Linked DNA regions of Homo sapiens: region 1 is linked to region 2. A link is an interaction called in ENCODE POLR2A ChIA-PET data of the cell type or tissue named here. Cell type or tissue: Panc1. All regions are shown on one strand. Links, peaks and the distances in the headings refer to the core of each region. The heading gives the core; the rest is flanking DNA. Region 1 overlaps LOC112268416 (a long non-coding RNA gene). Region 2 holds the start of LOC105374690 (a long non-coding RNA gene).

What was found. Peaks named below come from ENCODE experiments on the same cell type or tissue, not always from the same donor. Only the 100,000 strongest peaks of a DNase experiment are listed, where the experiment ranks them.
Region 1: POLR2A ChIA-PET joins it to region 2 with 10 read pairs; 3 of 35 experiments call an interaction of 5 or more read pairs at or near these places.

Annotation. Positions count from the first base shown.
Region 1 is chr2:55,847,694-55,854,464 of GRCh38, forward strand. All of the region lies in intron 2 of LOC112268416 (a long non-coding RNA gene), which reads left to right. Among named protein-coding and RNA genes, the nearest start is that of EFEMP1, 73 kb to the right of the region's middle. In Panc1, for the core only: no CTCF peak of the experiment used is centred there; no DNase peak of the experiment used is centred there.
Region 2 is chr2:55,945,715-55,952,485 of GRCh38, forward strand. LOC105374690 (a long non-coding RNA gene) reads left to right here and starts at 110. Exons shown (of 9, transcript XR_940109.3): 1 at 110-197; 2 at 2,525-2,642; 3 at 6,145-6,525. It also overlaps the pseudogene RN7SKP208. RefSeq lists an enhancer at 5,918-6,771. In Panc1, for the core only: no CTCF peak of the experiment used is centred there; no DNase peak of the experiment used is centred there; H3K27ac peaks cover 1,100 bases.

The sequences.
Region 1 (6,771 bases), core at 983-5,982, 98 kb before region 2:
TTACCAAATAATACTAATCATTTAATATCTCTACAAGATAAGAGATGTGTCCTTTGAGGCTCTCCAGGGGCTCAACTGGAAAATCCCAAAGTGAATTCTAGATCAAAAAGGCTTGATTTATAATTGTGATCCTGGGTAAGCCTGACAAAAATATTAAAAGGTCAAAAATACCCACTCAAAAGAGGATCACAGGTCATGGTGAAATAAGTCATTTATTTAAACAGTGATAACAAAAGTCTTTGAAAACAGCACAGAAAATTAGGTGTATGCAAAACCTTAACCATTTCAAAGCTCAGTTTTTCTAAGTAATAAAAAACCTAATAAAGAGGACACAGGAAATTATCCTAATGAAATATAAATTCTTTTTTTTTAGGCCAGTTACAAAAAAGGTAAAGAAAAATCCCCTGCAATGTGATTGCTTTTTCTTGTAGGAAGCTTATTTAGATAAACTGGAAGATGAACTTGATTTTTAAAAAAGAGTATTTGAATTTAATCAGACACAGGAAGAAGTATGTCCAAGGTCATAAGTGTACACTTTACTATAGAGGAATGTAAACAAGAAAACTAGTACTTTGAGCAGGGGAATATATGGTTCTTAGTAACAGCACAGGATATTTACTGGTTACACGGAAAATTCAGATACATCAACAAATGCCAAGAGTCCAGAATCAAGTTATACTGGAGCAAAACATTGCTTTTCTGGGCCTTCAAGATAAGCATTTTAGTGTCAGGTGATAACAGAGTTAGAAGTGGGAAAAAAGATGTTCCACCAGCTAATGAAAGGTTGAAGGAGAAAGTTATCATCCTGGGCCTTCTCAAGGGGAGAAAGAGCTGAAGGCAATGATGCATAACCTGTAAACCACGTGCTTAGAGATACAGCAAAAGTTGAACTTCTGAGATATGAATTGGAGAAGCTTATGAGGAAAATTATACCTGAATAAATGAAAGTACCATTCTAAATGAAGAGAACAGCATTCCCAGCCTGAAACTAGGAAAATTAAAAATTGAGCTCAGGAAAGAAATGTGGCAGAAATGGAAACTGTCTGCAGTTTAGAAGATGGCCATAAAAGAAACAGATTTTAGATTTTAAAATCAAAACCTCTTGCAACTTTACTATGAGCAGATCAATACTTTAAGAAAAGTTGTTGTTCTCGGGAGGCTGAGGCAGGAGAATCCCTTGAACCTGGGAGGCGTAGGTTGCAGTGAGCTGAGAACTAACCACTGCACTACAGCCTGGACAGCAGAGTGAGACTCTGTCTCAAAAAAAAAAGTTGTTGTTGTAACACAGAGGACCACAGTTTTAGTTTCGTATTAGTGTATTTTTAATATCAAATGCAACCTTTGGAAAGACATAAATAATTCCTTTCTGATTATAGCCAATTAGATCATATACAAAATTCTTTCATAAATTCATAATCCATCCTTCCTAAACTTTATTATGACCTACTGAGACCTTATGTGACATGTTTAGACTTTCTGCTTTGTCCTGTACTTCCTCTTTCATAAATAACCATTTTACTTTAGGACAAAAATTTATCACACAAGATTCTTCCTCATACAAAAGTGTTCTCTTTTTAAAAAACTTCCTTGCTAAAAATACATCTTAAACTCCATAACTTTCTTCATATCTCTCACTCTTACTTACTGGTTTCTTTATGTCTTGTTTCTGTATTTTGAAACAACCTTTAAATAACCTCTGAATTAGACAAAATTACTTCTTTCTAATAAGAACACATTTTTTAATGACTTTCTTATAACTTTTCTCATCCCATATTTTTTTGGTACACTTTGTATACAGAATTATATATATTAATTAGAATTTTAGCTCTTAGTAATCTTGCATACTTTAAGGTCCTGAGTAATTTTGAACTCTTTGTCACATATCAGTATTTTATAGATGAGAACCATTTTATAATTACAACATAATTTTACGTGTATTAATAAATGCAAATATATTTAGTCTTTCTATAAAAACCCTTATATTTATATTCAGCAATTTTAGGGTTTAAAAAAAATTTTTTTAGACAGTCTTACTCTTATTGCTGAGGTTGGAGAGTAGTGACATGATCATAGCTCACTGCAGCCTCAAAGTCTTGGGTTCAAACAATCCTCTTGCCTCGGTCTCCCATGCAGATGGGACTATAGGCATGTATCACCATGCTCAGGTACTTAAATTTTTTTTCTTTTTTTTGTAGAGATGAAGTCTCACTATGTTGCCCAGGCTGGAGAAATTTATGTTTTAGCTTTGGTTTGCTTTGGAAATTTGATCCCAGACATTTAGTGGATATCTATTGCTTAATTCAATGTAACTTTAAAATCTCAAATTACATGAAAAGTTGATTGATAAACATTTATCTCTTTTACATTATCTAACTTATTTGTTTTTTAAAAATTTACCTAGATTATGTGTGAAAATGGAAATATTAGACAAAGCTAGTCATCATTTAAAGTTATCCCTGTTAACCATTTTTATAGCCTGTTAATATCAGATATTCACCCAACTCAGAACTTTAAAGTTAAATACATTGGTGTTTTGTTGACAACTCAGAAGCTACAGTCATTTTTATTAAGCCAACAATATTAAATTAGTGTTACTTATCAAAAAATTGCACAAGCAAAGATCATTCTCTTTTAGGCTGGGCTTATAATTTTGTAAACTTTGTGTCAAATTTTGATACCTTAAAACTTCTAGCAAGGACAAATATATAAAACCGTCTGATCAGTAAACCCAGGAAAAAAAGTATGCTGACAATTCTGAAGACATTTCTATTTTGATTTTGCCAATAATTTTAAAACCAGCTTATTTATTAAAGATTTGCTTAAGTCACATTAACTAAAATGCATTTGTTAATTAGTATTATTTTATATGAGTGCTCATTTATCTAAGCCAATCTAAGTAGAGTTCCTTAGGGAATTTTTGGCCAACTATGCCCTATTTCACTATGTAGACACAACATATAATACATGTACATATGTATAAACACACATAAACATATATATATGCACATAAATATATCGGTTTCATTTTAGAATTTTAGTAATATGTACAAATTCACTGGTTTGTAAAAGATAGTTGGATCTAACTTATATTTCTGAAAAAAGAAGCTTGTTTACATGGCTAAACTTCATTTGTTCCAATAGATAATGTAATGAAAGTTATGGACTAAAATCCTGACTAAAGCAGTTACCACACCAGTTTGGTTTTAAAAGCTGGCCCTCCAACATTTTTTTAGTTTCAGATGAGTTTAGGGTTAAGTTTTCAATGTTTACATTTTAGCTGAGACTGGCTGAATTGTATAAAAAAACAACATTCTCAAGTAGCCTTGAATCTATTTTTTGTTTGCTAGTCTGTTTTTCTTGACTAATCAATGCAGGTAAATAAGTATTTTAAAAGGGTTTTTTTTCTGCCTTTTTCTTTTTGATTCCTGCATGATAGACAAACGCAATTTTTATGCTAAACAGAGATACCTTATATTATTGCTGTGAGCTCAAGATTTTGACCTGCTTTATCCAAGAGCCTAATTTGTATAAGCATTTATCTAGTTCTTTTTTAGACTGTCAATTCTTCAATTAACTCTTCCATCCCCCAAAAAAATTGTTAGCTAGGCAAACCTAAATTTACATTAAAAGGGATGGATCAGGTGCAGTGGCTCATTTCTGTAATCCCAGCACTTTGGCAGGCTGAGGTGGGAGGATTGCTTGATCCCAGAAGTTCAAGACTAGCCTGGGCAACAAAGTGAGACCTTGTCTCTACCAAAAATAATAAAAAAATTAGCCAGGAACAGTGGCATGGACCTGTAGTCCCAGCTACTCAGGAGATTCAGGTAGGAGGATCCCTTTAGTCCAGGAATTAGAGGTTGCAGTGAGCTATGATATGGCCGCTGCACTCTAGCCTGGGTGACAGAGCCATACCCTGTCTCAAAAAAAAAAAAAAAAAAAAGGTTGGGGGGCGATGACTCTTAGGTCTGGGTTGTTGATTACTATGGAGCTGTAATAGTTTGTAACTGGTTTGAAAGCTATTTAAGACTTGTTTCCCTCTCTCTCTTTGCTGAAATGCCATAAACAGTGAGTTTTATCTCAATACCAGCAAAAACATCAGCATATTCACAGTAGGCAGAAAAAAAGTAGAGTAGACAAGAACTCAGAAGGCTGTACATGTTAACTCTGTAGCTGCAGGGTTTTAAAACCATAATTTGAACATTAATCATTTGAGCTCTCAATTTCTCTCAATGTAATTTGTCCATCAGTTTAAAAATGTGTATGAGAATGAGCAATATATGTAGCCAGCTAGAGTTCCAGAAAACTTGGCATGCCTTAATATTTAGGAATACCATTCTATTTCTTACTAATCTCTCAAGAGCAAATAAAATCCTGTATATTCTGTTAGAGAATGTCAGGAGTTTGGACCAAGATGATGGCAACCAACCTAGTTGCTTTTATTTAGCCATCCTGCATCTACCATTTAGAATGTTTATTTTGCTCTAAGAAGATTTTCAGAAACAGGCAAGGGAAAAGAGACAAATCATTTACAGATGCACGTAACCAAACCAAAGGAAACTAAGATAAGAGTGTTCACAAAAATTTTAACCTAGGTATGTGAATAAAACAAAATATTAAATTAGGCAGACAGGAAGAACCAAGAGTAAATTCAGCAGAAAAGACATGCCTTACAGACAGGGTGTAAATTCTGTAGAAACCAGAGTACTCAAACCAGAAAGACGCTTGTCTTTATACCAGAAAAGACTTGCCCGTCAATACAAAATGTCTTTTATCATCCCAGGATGGATGTAAAGTCATTTATTAAAGCAGCCTTATTCAAATGAGATCCCAAATGATGTTAAGATCTTCTACCAGAAAGAGGGAGGATTTGCCTAAGAGAAGACCATCAGGGCAGAAAAAGTGAGCCATGGAAGCAGAGAGCTCGAAGGGCTCATGTGAGTACTCCATACACATTTCAAGAATCATCTATTCCTTCTAGTAGTAATTTTCCTCCAGGTCCCATTTCTGACACCATTTATATGTCAATCTAAATAAAGAACAGAGAGGGGCTCTCCAAAAGAAAATGATATTTATTTGGGAATAGGGTATCGCAATGGAAACACACATGCCATAATAAACTATGTGCGTATTCAGGAAGTAAAGGAAGACAAATACTTTTAAAAGAAAAATGAGGAGGATTACATAATTGTTTTGAGATAAGTATCCTTGGTTATGAGGATCAATAACAAGGGTGACACCAATGCAAACTGCACAAGCACTTGCTGGGCAAATGACCTTGAAGTATTTTTTTTGTGCAAGTTTGCAGTTTTCACAGTCTTTTGTGATAGTTTTTATTAGGCACTTATGAATGAGATCTCTCTTCATGAACTTCCTTGGCTGTATTTGTGAGGTTTATTATTATTTTTTTTTAACATAAGTGATTCTATCTTGATTCTGACAACTTTCACATCAAAATTTTTAAAAAAGAAACTCAGAAAACATCAATGATCACAAGGAGTTAGCCATTGATCATTAAAGACATGATTAAGACTGCAGGTTATGGAGTCAAACTGACCTGGATTCAAACCTGGCTCCACCCATATCTAGTTTTGTGACTTAGGCAGTTTTTTATTTCTTTGAGACCAAGTATCTTTATCTTTAAAATGGGAAGGAAGTGCTCATGCAATAAAATGAGATAGTATCTGTAAAGCACAGAAAGCCTTTAGCACAGTGTGAGGCCACTACATAATAGGTGCTCAATAAATGTTTGCTATTATCATTACTATTTAAATATCTAGGCATTAGAAATGCCTTTCTTGGAAAATGCCTACTCAGATATTTGGACACTAAACCATTTCTGTATGAAGTTTGAAGGCAAGAAAAAGTGGGCCTTAGATATTTAAGTTAGGCACTAGCCTAAATCTCATCCTAGGAAATTAATGTGAACTGCCCAGCACCTGAATCCTTGCTCCTGAACCTCACTTAACACTTCTGAATTCAATATGCTCCCACAGCTTTTGCCTGTTGGATCTGCTTGTTTGGTGTCTGGTACTTCTTGACTGTTCTATTGTAGCCAATCTCTGTCCTTTCTCCTCGATTCTCCTTAACCATGAGTTTGGCATTTTTACCCCACCTCATCTACCCAAGTGTATCAGTCCGTTCTTGCACTGCTGTGTAGAAATACCTGAGACTGGGTAATGCATAAAGAAAAGAGGTTAAATTGGCTCATGGTTACACAGGCTGTATGGCTTCTGGGGAGGCCTTAGGAAACTTTCAATCATGGTAGAATGCGAAGGGGAAGCAGGCACGTCCTACATGGCTGGAGCAGGATGGGGAAGACAGAAAGTGGGGAGGTGCCACACACTTTTAAACAACCAGATATTGCAATAATTCACTCTGATGACAACACCAAGGGGGATGGTGTTAACCAAGAGAAACTGCCCCCATGATCCAATCACCTCCCACCAGGCCCACCTCCAACATTGGGAATTACAATTCAACATGAGATTTGGGTGGGGACAGAGATCCAAAACGTATCACAAAGACTGACCCTCTGGCCTGAGTTCTGTTTTTTACTTTGCCCTCCCTGCCAGGTCAGAACTGATGGATCTGTCCATGGAATCCATGCATGACACTATGATGTTAAAGTCCTCAGTTAATGGGACTGGTGGATTCCATACTACAACAGTATTGAACAAGCACTCATATGGAAGATTCTGGTAGGGAAGATTTGGGACTGAACCTCCAATTTAGTTTAATGCCCATTTTGCCTGGGAAGCATGCATATGACCC
Region 2 (6,771 bases), core at 769-5,768:
GCTTGTTTCCTTATTTGTTTTGTGATTTTTATTTGTGAGCTCATAATCATTGGAACTCTATCTGTGGGAAATCTGAGGCCTGGGTTAAAGTTATCTTCTATAGAGAGAATTTAAATTTGCTTCTGCAAGCCAACAGGGGAATGAAACCAAGAGCTACTTTAGTCTGTAATCTTTTTGTTTTCCTCTGCATAGATAATGTGAGTCCTGTTACCAAACCAAAGTGAAAGTTTGCCTGAGACTATGAGTTCTTAGGAATTCTCTTCTTTTTTTCCTTTATGCAGAAACCAGAATCCAGAACCCTTGCTTCGTGAGTCAGTGGGATAGTTTTGTTTCGTTTGTTTGTTTAGTTTACCTTTTTCATTGAGAATATCTCCTTTCATTATTTCAGCTTTGTGGAAATGTCTTGATCTTAATTTCTGTTTTAGGTTGGTCCTGTCTCCTATTCCTCATTAAAATCAATATCTCCAAACTGTAAGAAATCACAAATTTCTGCAAATGCCTCCAGGCAACTGTGCTGTTGAGTGCTTGGTTACCTTTTTGGATTCTAGCTTTTAAATCATTTTTGCTTCTGAAAATTCCTTTATTTTCTTGCCATCTAAGCTATGCTTCTAAAAAGGTTTTTAAAAATGTTTTGTTCAGAATTTTTAGGTATCCTGTACAGAAAAATTCCTTGGGATGCACCATATTGTTGGAATTATAAACCTAGAAGTTTAAAACTTTGAGGTAGTCAGGTGTATCAATATTTTCTTTCATGAATTTTGTTTTCGGTGTTAAGCTTGGGAGGTCCTGCTCCAGTTCAAGAATATCCAAATGTTCAAATACATTTTCTTATTGTAGTTGCATGGTTTTATGTTTTAAATGTTTAAATATTTATTTCATTTGGAGTTAATCTCGATGAAACATGAAAAGTAGGAATCTAATTTTATTTTTTTTCTCAGATAGTTAACTTGTTGTCCCAACATCTAGGTAATTTGTTAAAAAAAAGAAATATAAAATAATAATGGCTAAAGGTATAACTAGTAATGAAAAGGATTGTGTTTTAGTCGAAGTTACAAACATACTTGTTAGATGCATAATATGGAAAACCAATTGTGAAAATGAATAATTCTGTGTTTTTTAAAAGTATGTTGATTTCCTTTGTACTCTGTGAAAGAGGGTGGACTTTTAATTCCTTGGTTTATTCACCAGTTTCTCTAACAGAAATTTTTTTTCTAAAAAATGTCCAGGATACTATAAAATGGAGCATTAAAATAGGAGACTCTGGAGAGCAAAAGATTTTTTGCTGACTCCATGTTTTTTGTTTTTCTAAAATCAGAATCTTGTATATATTGAATTTACCCATTGTGACATAATTATTGATGATCTAGTAGAGAACTAGAAACAGATATGTATTAATTTGGATGGGGAAAATTGGACTTTCTTATTTTCCCAGGAATGACGGCTATGAAGATGGAGACAGAGGTGCATGGATAACCCCTATGGAATATTATTATGCCCTTCCTCATAGATTAAATTTGCGCTTTTTTGTCAAGTTTCCCTTTACCCATGGAATTATTTCCATGCAAACTAGAAAGTCACTGTGGTGAGAAGTAAAATTTAACTTCCAATTGAAACTTGTAGCTTACATTGCCACAGATCCATGTAAGAATAACATGGGTTTTGCATTATGGGCATAATCTCTATCATTCAGCAATTATTTGTTGATCCTTTGAAACTCCATGCTGGGCCTTGCATTGAATAGGAAGAGACTTCAATCCTCATTTATTTATAAGGTGGGAGAACGGGTTAGTTTTATTAATAGAACATATGAATGATTAATCACATAAAAAAGGTCAAAAAATAGAAATACATTTGAAATTAAAAGTGTATGGAAGAGACTTGACCCTCTTTGGCACTTCTGGATTTTATAGTATTTTCCACTTACAGTCAGAGAACTTTGACTGTTATTGCTTAGCCTGGTAATTATAGGTGAACAAGGCAGTTAGAGGTTGGATGGAAACAGGATTGCTTTTACAGACATATTAGAAGTTGCTTTATGGACTACGTTTCTGAAAGCTTGTTTGCTTGTTATTCTTTCCTCATTAAAGAGAATTCTAAGAATTCTGAGAATTCTAGAATTCTAAGCAACAGTTGCAACATCTTTCATATGCCCAGTGTCCAACACAGTGTTGGGAACATAGTAGGCATTCAATAAACACCTGCAAATTAACGGAAAAGGGAGCGTAGGAAAACACCACCCTGTTTATTTTAACTTTCTGGTTGATTGCATTCTAGATAAATGACAGTTTATTATAGAGAGAAAAACAGGATCTGATGGAATCTAGGAAAGATGTGGAAAGGGGAGTTTGTCCAGCAGGTCAGGAAATTTGAACCCGTTGTCAAGGGTTCTAAATGTTTTTCCTGTTCAATGTTACACATCATTCATTTTTGTTTGTTTTTATGTGAGCTTAAACTTTGGGTAATTTCTTGATTAGTGCCTTTTAACTTTTTAATTTAACATCAGGTTTGTTTTTTTTTACAACAGCTGCCCAAAATATCCCTGAAAAATGAGGGCTGTGTTCACCTTTAATACTTAAAAATCACTTGGAGGCAGTTCAATTGAGCATGAGTATGTGTTTGCAAGAAAGTAAAACACAACCAGAGTGAGTAACCTCTGTTCTCTGAGGCTTATTGCATATCATTTATGCTTGAAAAAACAGTGAATTTATTTGTTTTAATGCCCCAAACTTTGACTTAAGAGTTAAAAAAAGCTAGCTGACCAATATAGTAAAAATGGCAGCAAACTTACTTTTAACTGGGATGGTATTTAATCTTACATCTCTTTATCACAGAACATGTTGAAAACAGAAATAATTTTCTAATGTTGGAAGCACATTTAGAATGTTTTCTCTGGTAATATAAAATGTAGGCTGGCCAAATTCAGTGAATAACCAAAGTTCCCAAACCCACCCTGGAGATAAAGAAGAGTTATTTTTTTAGCTTAAATTATCCAAATAGCTTATCTTTATAATCCCATGACATTCAGTAATTGCTCAATCTTCATCTGGTCCCTGCTGCACTGTGAACTGAGCTATATTAATGAAATGAAAGGATTTAAGGAAATAGTATGCTAGGAATCAGCAATGAAAGGCTCATTTTACTTTAAAAATGTTGTTTTTAAATTAGAGATGATACATGATAATTTATTTAAACCTGAAGAAATCCTGATTCATCTTCTCAAATATCTATATTTTGTTGATTATTCCATGGAGATTTTACTCTCTTGTTTTATATTTTCTCTAAAGGAGTGGGTGGGTCTTAGCTTGATTTGATGTTTCTTCCCAGGCCACCAATAAAGGCAGGCTTGTTTCCCAAGTGATTTTTATTATCTTTCTAGAAAAATGCTGATGACAATAACTTTTTAAATTACCCTTTGTACTGAACTTCTTCATGCCTTCCTAATCAAATATGTTAACAGCCAATTATTTAAAATTTAAGAAGTAACTTTGAGTTAAACAAGGGCCTCTTCCTTAAAAATGGACCCTAGAAAGCATAACAGAGAATATAAGACATGTTTAGTTATTTTTTTAGATTCAGAGTTTGATTAGAGAGAAAGTGACATTGATAAAATGGCCTTTCAGTAATTAAGAACTTTTGTTTGGTCCTTGGCATTGTGCCATACACACTGTGGGGTATAAAAGCTTATGATGTGGTTACAGTCACCAACTTACAGTCTAGATAACATGAACTTACAGTCTAGATAACATAATCATATTTACACCTGAACTTCCAGCAATTAAACATACAACTAAATGCCAAAATGAGTAGTATAAATAGCAAATACTATAAGAGTTCTTAATGCAGGTTACCTATCAGTATAGGCCAGTTGACTTACACAGTGGAGTCACATCTTACTTAGGGGTTTGGTACTAAAGTCAATATACAATATGAAAATTATGCAAAGTCAATATCCTTGAAAGCCTATTAAACTGCTCATAAATTTTAGTATATCCCATCACAAATATGTGCTACATTAGATACTAACACACTCTCTCTCAGCAAGTGCTGTACAGTTAGTGTTTCCTTTGCTGTAGACACAGATCACTAAAGAAGTGGGCTTGGCTTTATCAGCATCTGGAGCTGCTTAGACTACAAGGGGCACGTGGGGAGTGAATGCTCCTTCAGTGGAATAGACGGCAGAACTGCCTACACTTTACAGTTCTTTTACTCACATCCTTTCCAATAATCATGTAGAGGCAAGTTTACATAAAGTGTGTACATGATGTGTTCCATTTTAGATAAATTACCTGCACTCTTGCCTTCTCTTTCTCTAGCTGTAGATGGTAAATGTTGATTTGTTTTTATTTGGCTGTATTTAAGATTCATGTAGCATACTTAAATCAGCATATTATTTTTCCATGCTTATTTTAAAAATAAGACCAAGGCTGTCCTAATTAGGACCTTTGTATTCTCCTCTATAATTTTCCTATGTTTTTCTTCCCCTCCTTTTAGTTTCATGGGAGAAAATATACTCTACCTATTCTATAGCCAAAACTACCACCTGTCCTGGAACTCACTCTTTCTCATTTTCTTTAGGACTCCACCCCCTCATCCCCAAACTGAATAACCAATTAGCAGATATTTACAGAGCATCTACTATGGTGCAAATTATTGGACTAAGTTTGGAAAAGAAACTTTGAAGTGCATCAAAAGGGAAGACTGGGACATTCAATTGCACAAAGTACCATGTTATAAGCACCAAGCTGGTGATACAGAGAGTCAGTACTGTGGTCATTTCAGAGAAGGGAGACACTCATAGCCTGGAGTGAGTGGCTGAGAAAGTCCAGGGAAGGGGCTCGGGACTGAGCCAGGCCTGGAACCTTGGGTAGGATTAAGACAAAGAGAGCAGGGTGCATTCATAATTCCATTCATTCAGACTGAGATACATGAGTGCTGCCTGGTACTGGTCCTCTGTGAGCTCCTGGTCTAGCGATGGAGACAGACAGTGAAAAAGATAAATTTCAACAATGTGGCAAATGTGATTATACAGGGATTTGAACAAAGTCTTGTAGGGGCACAGAGTGTGGAGGAACCCTGTTGGATTCTGATAAGAGGTAAGAAAGGACAGGTCATTTGGGCGGCACTTTAAAGGTAGGTAGGAGCTTCCCAGGGCACAGAAGGGAGAAAAGCCTCTTTGGATAAAAGAAAACACTGCTCCCAGGAATAAATCTGGAACGAATGAGAAGCCCACCATGGCAGAGATGAAGTGCTGGATGTGAAGGGTGCGGCACAGGGGGAAGCAGACTGTGAAACATCTTCCATGACTACGGGAGGATTTGCATTTCACCTTCTAGGAAAAAGAGAGTGAAAAGAGAATTGGAAGCCACAACATGCCATTATAAGATTTGTTTTCTGACAAGAAAATGCATTTAAGCCTAGTGGCAGGGAGACCAGATAAGAGGTTGAGGGCTACACAAGGGCAAGATTGTGTTGAATTCCTCTTGGTATGCCCAGCACCTAGCACATAGGTGTGCTATATTTTACTGAATTGAGCCTTTGTGTTGCCTATATAGTCTAAGGAAGGGCTGAGAGCAAACTAAGGCCTTAGCAATGGAAGTAGAAAGAAGAGGTCAAATTTGAGTGAGGTTTGTGAGATAGATTCCACAGGGACTATTTTTTTGATCAGATGTGGTGGGAGGGGATTAGGAAGAAGAGAAAGTTGAAGATAATGCTAATGCTTCTTAACTTGGGAGGCCAGATAGATTTGTTATGAAATAAAATAGAAAACACAGGAGCCATGATGGGATTTGGACTCTCTTTTGGAAGTGGCTGTTTTGTTTAAAGGGCCTGTGGATTTGTCCAGCGGGCAGTGGGAAGCATAGCTCTAAAGAGTGGCATTGAGCTTAAGGCCAGGGATACAGATTTCACAGTAACAAGCAGAGAATAGATGGACTGGGAGCAGATGAGACCACAGTGGAATGGCCACTCTCTGGGACTGGATGAGGACTGTACTGAGTTGAAGAGTCCCCTCCCTTCACCGCCCCGGGATTTCATGTCTACCCAGAACCTAAGATTCTTACCTTATTTGGGATTGTTTGGAGGTTCTAGCAGGGGAGTGCAGCTACTTGTATATCCTTGACCAAAGACTGGTCCTCCTCTATCCAGATGGTCACCTTCTTCCCCCGAGTGCGCAGCTTCTGGAGGGATGCACATGGAGCAGTGAGGGAGGAAGAGGACACCTGCCTAGCCAGCCAGATCAGCCGAATCAACCCTGGTGATCAATGGAGTGACAGATGTTGCAGCCATATCGCCCTCATATCCTGTCACCTTATTTGGAATTGGGTCTCTGCAGTTGTAATTAGTTAAGTTAAAATCAGGTCATATTGGATTAGGGTGGGCCCTAATCCAATGCCTAGTGTCCTTGTGAGAAGAGAAAACAGAGACACAGACACACAGTGGAGAAAGCCATGTGAAGACAGAAGCAGAGATTTGAGTAACGCATGTATAAACTAAGGAACACAAAGGATTTCCAGGACCTCCAAAAAGGTAAGAGAAGACAAGGAAGGACCCTCCTTATGGCCTTCCGAGACAGCATGGTTCTGCCAACCCTTGATTTTAGACTTTTAGCCTCCAGAATTGTGAGAGAATATGTCAATATGTCTGTTGTTTTAAGCCACCCGGGCTGTGGTATTTTGTTATGGCAGCCCTAGAAGATTAATACAAGGACCATGGATGAGCCCTGGAACCTGACAGTGAAGGGTAGCAGGAAATGAGAACGTGAGAAAGGGGCAG